Regions from separate parts of the Homo sapiens genome. Here region 2 is linked to region 1. Evidence: chromatin loops called from intact Hi-C (ENCODE). Cell type or tissue: OCI-LY7. All regions are shown on one strand. Links, peaks and the distances in the headings refer to the core of each region. The heading gives the core; the rest is flanking DNA.

Evidence for each region. Peaks named below come from ENCODE experiments on the same cell type or tissue, not always from the same donor. Only the 100,000 strongest peaks of a DNase experiment are listed, where the experiment ranks them.
Region 2: a loop joins it to region 1, with 2.4 times the contacts of the local background. A loop is called at or near these places in 5 of 110 quality-filtered maps.

Annotation. Positions count from the first base shown.
Region 1 is chr1:50,974,369-50,978,763 of GRCh38, forward strand. It overlaps CDKN2C (cyclin dependent kinase inhibitor 2C), which reads left to right. Exons shown (of 2, transcript NM_078626.3): 2 at 1-266. Among named protein-coding and RNA genes, the nearest start is that of CDKN2C, 6.3 kb to the left of the region's middle. RefSeq lists enhancers at 2,084-2,133, 2,474-2,763, 2,834-2,943, 3,034-3,113, silencers at 3,264-3,433, 3,664-3,723, 3,744-3,963 and a cis regulatory region at 4,395. In OCI-LY7, for the core only: a CTCF peak has its summit at 1,968; DNase peaks (open chromatin) are centred at 2,803, 3,263, 3,663, 3,993 and 1 weaker place; H3K4me3 peaks cover 3,196 bases; H3K27ac peaks cover 2,026 bases.
Region 2 is chr1:51,042,535-51,046,929 of GRCh38, forward strand. No RefSeq gene overlaps it. Among named protein-coding and RNA genes, the nearest start is that of MIR4421, 15 kb to the right of the region's middle. In OCI-LY7, for the core only: a CTCF peak has its summit at 2,502 (motif pointing left); a DNase peak (open chromatin) is centred at 2,487.

The DNA.
Region 1 (4,395 bases), core at 329-4,328:
TGTTAAGCAGCTAAATTTTCTGAAACTGCATAAGTGAAAATCTTACAACAGGCTTATGAATATATTTAAGCAACATCTTTTTAACCTGCAAAATCTGTTCTAACATGTAATTGCAGATAACTTTGACTTTCTTCTGAATATTTTATCTTTCCTTGGCTTTTCCCTTGCTTCCCCTTTTGCCAATCTCAACACCCAAGTTGAAGACTTTGTTTTTAAAATGGTTTGTCCTGATGCTTTTGTCTAATTAAAACACTTTCAAAACAGGACAACATTTTTCTGTGATTTTCCCTCCTTTAGAACCCATACACAACTTATCACTTGCTAAGGAGAACTGTACTAAAAGTTATTGAATGTCTTAAGTCTTTACACTAGAAAAGGTAGACCAACTGGAAAACTAGACATACTCTCTTGATGATTCAGTTGTTTTCATCCTTTACCCATGTCCCGTCCACCTTGGTGCCTAGTATTTCTGCTTTAAAACAAAATAAGGACAACTTTTTTTTTTTTTGAAGATTAAGCCTGAAATTTCAGTGTGAATTTCCCTTAATGTCCAATCTTCCCTTTTTCTCGACATTAAGTCAAATAGTTGAAGGACAGAGTTCAGAAGTAGCAATCTGAAAACATATTTTAGCTCTAAAGTTTTAAAAGAAAATGCCACCTTAAAAATGCTTACCACTAATGGATTTTTAATCACAAAATGAAGCAAATGGTTAAATAATACACTTCCCAAAATTATATCATAAATACACTAAGTGTAATGTGGACTTTTTCTCCCTGAGTGTAAGAAATGTAAAATTACAAAATGTTTAAGCATTAAAGTGCAAATATCAATCTTTAGGCAATGAAAAACAGCGAGACAAATGTATAAATTACATATAAAGGTCATAACTATTTCAGAATTTGCAGAATAATAAATGTAGAAAGTTTTAAAATAATAAATGAGCAACTCCCACAAATGGTACTTAATTTCCACAAAACTTTTTAGTAAAAGAGTATACAATCTTTTTAGGAGCACATTTACCTAAAAAAAATTTTTTAATTTTTAAATTTTTTTTAAGGAAGTAGAAATATTAAATTTCCAAGACAATTTTCTAGCATCTACTACTTGGTCATTTTAATTTACACTTTTCAACAACAGATTTCAATACAGTTATCATTTGCAAATTCATACATACTTTATTCATCATCTACCACATGATCAAAGATGTTTTATGTGAACGTTCCCTCCTACTTCATAAGCTCTCTGCCCTCACTCCAAAAAGAATAAAATGCCTCAAGGTTTATTGAAGGACATGGTTCTGATGCCTGACCTAACAAGGATTGGAATGGCTGGGTGGCAGGCAAGTGGTTTTCAATAATTTATTTTCCATGATAGTATAAAAGAATATAGAAAGAAAAGATTAATCCTTTTAATTTTGCAGTAAAATTTACATTCCCTAAGTGCAAAAAGACCTCATCCTCTGACACCTTTAACCACAAATTACTAAATAAATTTATTTTTGATGGCAACAAAATTGAAACACTTATTTAAGAAAAACAGAGATTGAGGTGGTTTTGAAGTAAAAGTGTCATATTTTGGATTCTAAAATGGAGTCAATATACAAAATATACTACTTTGATAAGCCGAATATTTTTTAACAGAACACTAACTGAAAGTAATTTTTTTAAAAAACCCTCTTACAAGTTACAACTGTAAAGATGGACGGTCATGATTTTAAAATCCAGTTTAATGGACTTCACAGCATCCAACATGTCTCGGCATTTACTTTATTTAATAGAATAAAATTTCCCTTTAGAGATTTCAAATATAAAAGCATAGGACATTCATAAAGCAAAAGAGGAGTTACTTCTGCAGTTGCTTTGTTCTCGGGTGGTCGGAGCACAATAGAGGGAGAGGACGCTCTATCTTTTCATCAGTCTAAAAGTTGTTAGGCATTAAAACATCGCCATATTACTCTAGCTCTGTGCGGGAAGTAGCTTTGCTAATCTAAGTATTTTAGAAATGAGTTATGTGGTCCCCTCTAGGAAATATGAAAAGCCATTATTCAATCTCAAAAACCTCAACAATATTCTGTAAGCCTCTTGAACATGCCGAAATGTATAGGATGGATGAAACGGTGCTGCTGGGGACCTATTTTTCAGCGACCTGAGGTGGGGAGGGAGGGGTCTGAACTTATTCAGATGCAGAGAGTGGGGATGCAAGTGCTAATTAATGGAGTGTCCAGAGCTCCAGGAGACGACGCTGTTGTAAGGATGGAGGATACAAAGCAGAGGATGCGCTCTCAAATTCAGTTCTTCACCGCTGCGTCCACATTCACGTCGGGAAACTTGGTCTCAGCCTTTGCCCAGGAAGCTGAAGCCAGGCTTACACCTGGGGGTGGAGGGCACTAACATGACCTCGGTTCAAGTTCTGGTCCCCGAACTGCTAAACAAAGTGTCTTTTATCACATTTTGGTAGTGAATTAAGTTTTCTGATAAACATTATGCATCTTGCAACGGTGTGATGAGTTCATGTACACACACACCACAATGGGCGACTGATCAATAAGTAGGTTAAGTATTCTGTCCCGAGAAAGCAATATGATGTATTTCCCTTATCGTATTGATCAAAAGAACGTTGTGGATGGAGTCCGTGGCCCAGGACTGGTTTCGAAATCTCAGTTCCCAAAAAGGTGCTTTCGGCTTTTGCCGGGGGTAGAAGTAAATAGTCCATAGGCGCCGGGCAGTCACAGTGCTGGAGCAAGAAAAGGTCGTGCTCACAGCCTTCCTGGCTGCCCTAAGCAACCTTCATCAAAAGGCTACGGGGGAAAGTCCCTGTCTCGGTCTCTGGAGACTGTTCTGCTTTTATATGGCAGTCCCATGAAAACAGCTCCACGCAGGAACCTAGTGAGAGGCAGGAAACAAATTTCCCACCTGAGACCCCGGGTAAAGCTCTGCCCATAGCCAACCCAAGCCTTCCACGGAGGGGCTGCGAAGACATCTTTTCTGTCCCTCTGAAACTCCTTCTCCAGACTCCAGCTCCAACTCCCGGGGCCCTAGTGATAGGAAGCTGGAGCCCAGAGCTCCCTCAGGGCGCGCAGAAAAGCCAGGGGTGGGGGTGGGGGAGCTTCAAAACCGTTAGCTCGCGTTTTTTCCCCCTCCCTCGCTAAGGTTTCTTTTCTTTTCTCTTCCTGTCCAAATATTTCAAATTTCCGCGCCTTAAATAACAGTCTCCTTTTATTTAGTTAGTTTCCTCGGCAGGTTTGGCAGCCCGCTTGTCTCTGCCCCCCTACGGGCCCGGGGCGCCTCGGGCGCCTCGGTGCTGCCTGCAGCCCCCGCGCGCTGCCCCCAGCCCAGCTTGCGCTGTACGGAGCGCGCCCGCCGGAGTCACAGCCCCCTCCTGCCGCGACCTCGCCTGACCCGGCTGTCCGGGCACCCGGAGGCAACTAAGGCCGCCCCCTGCCCAGATGCCGGCCTGCCTCTCAGCTTGACTTCCCTCCCCGGACTTTGGAGTGTCTTCTGCGTTAGGATTTGGATCCCAGTGGCCCTGGAGCGGCAGAAGGGCCGCGGCGATAGGAAAGCAGCGAAGGAGGCCAGTGGCCGGAGTCTGCCCCAGCCCCCACCCGCGGGTAACCTTGGAGGCGCCCTCGGAGTGAGTGTGTGCGCGGCCGCGCGGCCGGCCGGGGCGAGCAGGAGCACCGCGCCGCGGGCAGGAGGCGGGAGCGGGGGGGCGGGGAGGGGGAGCGGGCGCCGGCGCCTCCCGGCCGCCGGCGCAGCGCCCCGGGAGCTGCGGGTTCCCCGGGCGGCCAGGCGACCCCGGTCCTGGCCCTCAGGCAGCGGTCCCCGAGGAGGCGGCAGCCATCCCACTGGACGGTTCTGGCGACCTGTGCCTGAGGACCGGGGCCGGAGGGCGGCCAGGGAGCAAGGGCCAGCGGGCCGGTGAGTGCCTAGCTCTTCGCGGAGGTGAGCTGGCGGCGGGACGCAGCGGGGAGGCTGAGCAAACGGCGCCCGACCTCGATGCCAGCACTCCCTTCCCCTCCCCCCATGACAGCTGAGGACAGCCGGGCTCTGAGCCTCGCGTCCAGTTGCGAGGAGGCAAATGCCTCTCTGGCTTCTTAGCCCCTCAGACTATTCGGGAAGTTGACCTATGGTTTTGTCGGTCCCCCCCCCAACCCCACAAATTACTAGACGCCCAGGACTGACAATGCACGTTCAATTCCGAAAGACCCTCCTCCCGAAACACCGTGAACTGCAGGGCTCGGGTGCGCAAAACACCTAGAAAGGGGTCTTTTTTCAACCCGAAATAGTTTTGAAAATCGAGTACTGTAGGGATCATCAGCGACGCCTCAAAACAATTAAAAAAAAATCCCCAGATCTGGACACAGACTTGCTAAATTAAGGTTCCAGTGAAATGTT
Region 2 (4,395 bases), core at 262-4,261, 68 kb after region 1:
TAACTGGTTCAGGCAAGAATCATCCATGGATGCTAAAACTATTCAATGAAAGTTTGGGCCAGGCATGGTGGCTCACGCCTGTAATCCCAGCACTTTGAGAGGCCACGGTGGGTGGATCACTTGAGCCCAGGAGTTTGAGACCAGCCTGGGCAACATAGTGAGACCCCATCTCTACAAAAAATACAAAAATTAGCCAGGCATGGCAGTGCATGCCTGTAGTCTCAGCTACTCAGGAGGCTGAGGCAGGAGGATCACTAGAACCCAGGAAATAGAGGGTGCAGTGAGCTGAGATTGTGCCACTGCACTCCAGCCTGAGTGATGGAGCAAGACCCTGTCTCAAAAAACAAAAAGAAAAAGAAAGAAAGAAAAAAGAAAGAAAGGAAGCAAGGAAGGAAAGAAGGAAGGAAGGAAGGAAGATTGAAGAGAAACAATATATTTACATAGTCTCCAACTATGTCCTTACAAATTACTTACAGATTATGGGGCAAACTGACATGATCACTTATGTATTGTATTAGTTCATTCTCACACTGTTATAAAGAACTATCTGAGACTGGGTAATTTACAAAGAAAAGGGTTTAATTGACTCGTAGTTCCACAGGCTGTACAAAAAGCATGGCTCTGGAAGTCTCAGGAAACTTACAATCATGATGGAAGGGAAGCAAGCCCATCTTCACGTGGCGGCAGGAGAGAGCTAGTGAAGCAGGAAGTGCTACACATTTTTAAACAACCAGATCTCATGAGAACTCATTCACTATCACAAGAACAGCAAGGGGGAAATCCACCCCCATGATCCAATCACCTTCTTTCCAGGTCCACCCCCTCAACATTGGAAATTACAATTTGACATGAGATTTGGGTAGGGACACAGAGCCAAACCATATCATGTAGTATTTGGCCAAAAATGTATAACATGAATCTAATCATGAGGAAACATCAGACAAATCAAAATTGAGGGATATTTTGCAAGACAACTGGGCTGTATGCTTTAAAAATATCAGTATCATGAAAGACAAAGAAAGGATGAAAATCATTCCAGATTAAAAGGAGATGAAAGAGCTGTAGCAACAAAATGCAAGGTGTAAGCCTAGATTAAATTGTGAATCAAGGGAAAAAAATGCCATAAGAAACATTACTAGAAAATTGGCAAAAATTGAACATGGACTGTATATTAGATAATACTAATGTATTGATGTTAAATCTCCTAAATTTGCTGATTGTATTGTGAATATAGAAGCATGAGTTTTCTTATTCTTAGGAAATATACACAGAAGTATTTTGGAACATTATAACTCTCAATCTCAAGTGACTCAGGAAATTCTATCCGTACATGCACAAATATACTTATATATCCTAAATATGTATGTATGTGTGTGCATGTAGGGAGAGAGAGAAAGTGAAAGGGAGAAAGATGATTTTTTTTTTAAGTAGCAGAACATTTACAAGTAGGGAATTTGAGTGAGGGGTACACAAGACTTTGTAGCATTCTTGTTATTTTTTGTTTTGTTTTGTTGTTTTGGTTTAGAGAAAGGGTCTCACTTTGTTGTCCAGGCTGGAATGCAGTGGCAATCATGACAGCCTTGAACTCTAGGGCTTAAGCGATCTTCCTGCCTCAGCCTTCAAAGAGCTGGGACTACAGGTGTGAGCTACCATGCTAGGCTAATTAAAAAAATTTTTTTTTGTAGAGACGGGGGTCTCACTATGTTGCCTAGGCTGGTCTCGAGCTCCTGGCCTCATGTGATCCTCCTGCCTCAGCCTCCCAAAGTTCTAGGATTACAGGCATGAGCCACTGCACCTGGCCCAGACATTTATCTTCTCACAGTACTGAAGGCTGAGAGTCTGACATCAGTGTGCCAGCACAGTCAGTTTCTGGTAAGGGATCTCCTCCTGGCAAGCAGATGGCTATCTTCTGGCTATGTTCTCCATGGTGGAGAGAGAGAAAGCAAGCTCTCTGGTGTCTCTTCCTATAAAGGCACTAATTCCATCATGAGAACTCCACTCTCAAGAACTGATTAAATTTACCTCCCAAAAGTCTCATCTCCAAATATCACATCGAGGGTTAGGACTTCAACAAATGAATCTAGGAGGGATTCAGTTCAGTCTGTAGCTAGCAAAGACCTTGCCAATAACTAGGTTTAACATAAACTAGTTAATGGGATGCCATTTGAATATTATTTTAAATCTTGGCATTAAAAATTGAGGAGATCATTAAAAACATACCCATTAATCTATGAAGTATAAAAGGTCCAATTTATGTTTGTGTTTGCAACTTGCATATCATTTTATTACTTAATATTCCATATGAGGAAATATATGTTTACAAATAATAAAAAATTTTGGTAATGAAATGCAGTAATTTGAACATCTGAAATGCATAAGTGAGTATTATTATAATAAGAGCATAAAAATTGATGGTAATTTTGTCATATACAATGATGCGTCAAACACTTCTACGTTTTAATTCTTAAATTCCCATGTTAACATGTTAACCATGGCACCATCTTGTGGATATTTATTAAATAGTCGGGCTATACAAATATTTATTTGGAAATGTTGTAAATGAAAGTTATTTACAAAAAAAAGAACATTAAAGAATGTTTAAGTTAATAAAATGAAATGCTTGTAAGTAATTATCCTCACTTTCAAAGTGCTTCAACTATATAAATAAACGATTGAAATAGTTCTAGCATGGTTAAATTGTTTATATGAAATTTCAGGCTGTGTGCCATGGCTCACGCCTGTAATCCCAGTGCTTTGGGAGACCAAGGCTGGAGGATTGCTTGAGCCCAGGAGTTCGAGGCTACAGTGAGCCATGATCATGCCACTGCACTCCAGCCTGGGCAACAGAGCAAAACCCTGTCTCAGGAAAAAAAAAAAAATTAAAACTGGCCAGTGGTGCTTAACACATCAAGTGGATATTTTAGTTTGATATATTTTCGTGTGTATAGTGTATGTATATGTGTGTTTACATATATAAATGCAAATGTGTATTTGTTTGCTACTGTTTTTATTTTATTTTATTTTATTTTATTTTTTGAGACAGAGTCTTGCTCTGTCACCCAGGCGGGAGTGCAGTGGCGGGATCTTGGCTCACCGCAGCCTCTGTCTGCCAGGTTCCAGTGATTCTCCTGCCTCAGCCTCCTGGGTGGTTGGGATTACAGGCATGTACCACCACGCCCGGGTAATTTTTGTATTTTTAATAGAGACAGGGTTTCACCATGTTGGCCAGGCTGGTCTCAAACTCCTGACATCAGGTGACCCGCCCGCCTCAGCCTCCCAAACTGCTAAGATTACAGGCATAAGTCATTGGGCCTGGGCTTTTATTTTGATTTAACTTTAGGATCTGTAAAAAATGGGCATATACAAAGTAGTTTTTTTTAATGGAAAAAAGAAACTTTAAATCTCAGTTTAATCAACGACTGGTTATGAACCACTTTTCAAAAATCAAATCATGGGTGCAATTAATATAATTTTTCAAGAAGATTATAGAATACTTTTTTTTGTAACACTTTCATTAAAAGGCTTCGGTATTTAGAGTTTACAATTACATTTAAAACTTTTCAGTTGGGCTCATACTTGTTATCCTGGCACTTTGTGAGGCTGAGGGAGGAAGAATACATGAAGCCAGGAGTTTGAGGCCAGTCTGAGCAACAAATTGAAACTCTATCTCTATAACTTTTTTTTTTAATTAACTGGGTGAGGTAGCATGCACCTGCAGTCCCAGCTACTCAGCAGGCTGAGGCGGGAAGATTGCTTTAGTCCAGGAGTTTGAGGCTGCAGTGAGTTATGACTGTGCCACTGCATTCCAGCCTGGGCAATAGAGCAAGAGTCCGTCAAGTTATAATACAAAATAAAATAAAATAAAATAAAATATATTTTTAAAATTTTTTAAAAAGGAAAAAACTTTTCATTACTATATTTACACAAAGGAGAAAGGAGAAATAGCCTTTATTGTAGACCCTACTATAAGCTAGGCATTTAGATACATTATCTAATACAATTCCTTCCAACAATCTTTTGAGGGTTTTTTTTTGAGACGGAGTCTTGCTCTGTCGCCCAGGCTGGAGTGCAGTGGTGTGATCTCGGCTCACTGCAACCCCCATCTCCTGGGTTCAAGAGATTCTCATGCCTCAGCCTCCTGAGTAGCTGGGATTACAGACACCTGCCACCATAGCTGGCTAATTTTTGTATTTTTAGTAGAGACGGGGTTTCACCATATTGGCCAGGCTGGTCTCGAGCTCCTGACCTCAAGTGATTTGCCCGCCTCGGCCTCCCAACGTGCTGGGATTACAGGCGTGAACCACTGCACCCAGCCTTGAGTTGGTATTTTTATTTCTACTTTGCAGATGAGTAAAATTGAGACTCTTGGTAGTTACATAACTTAATCAATCTCAC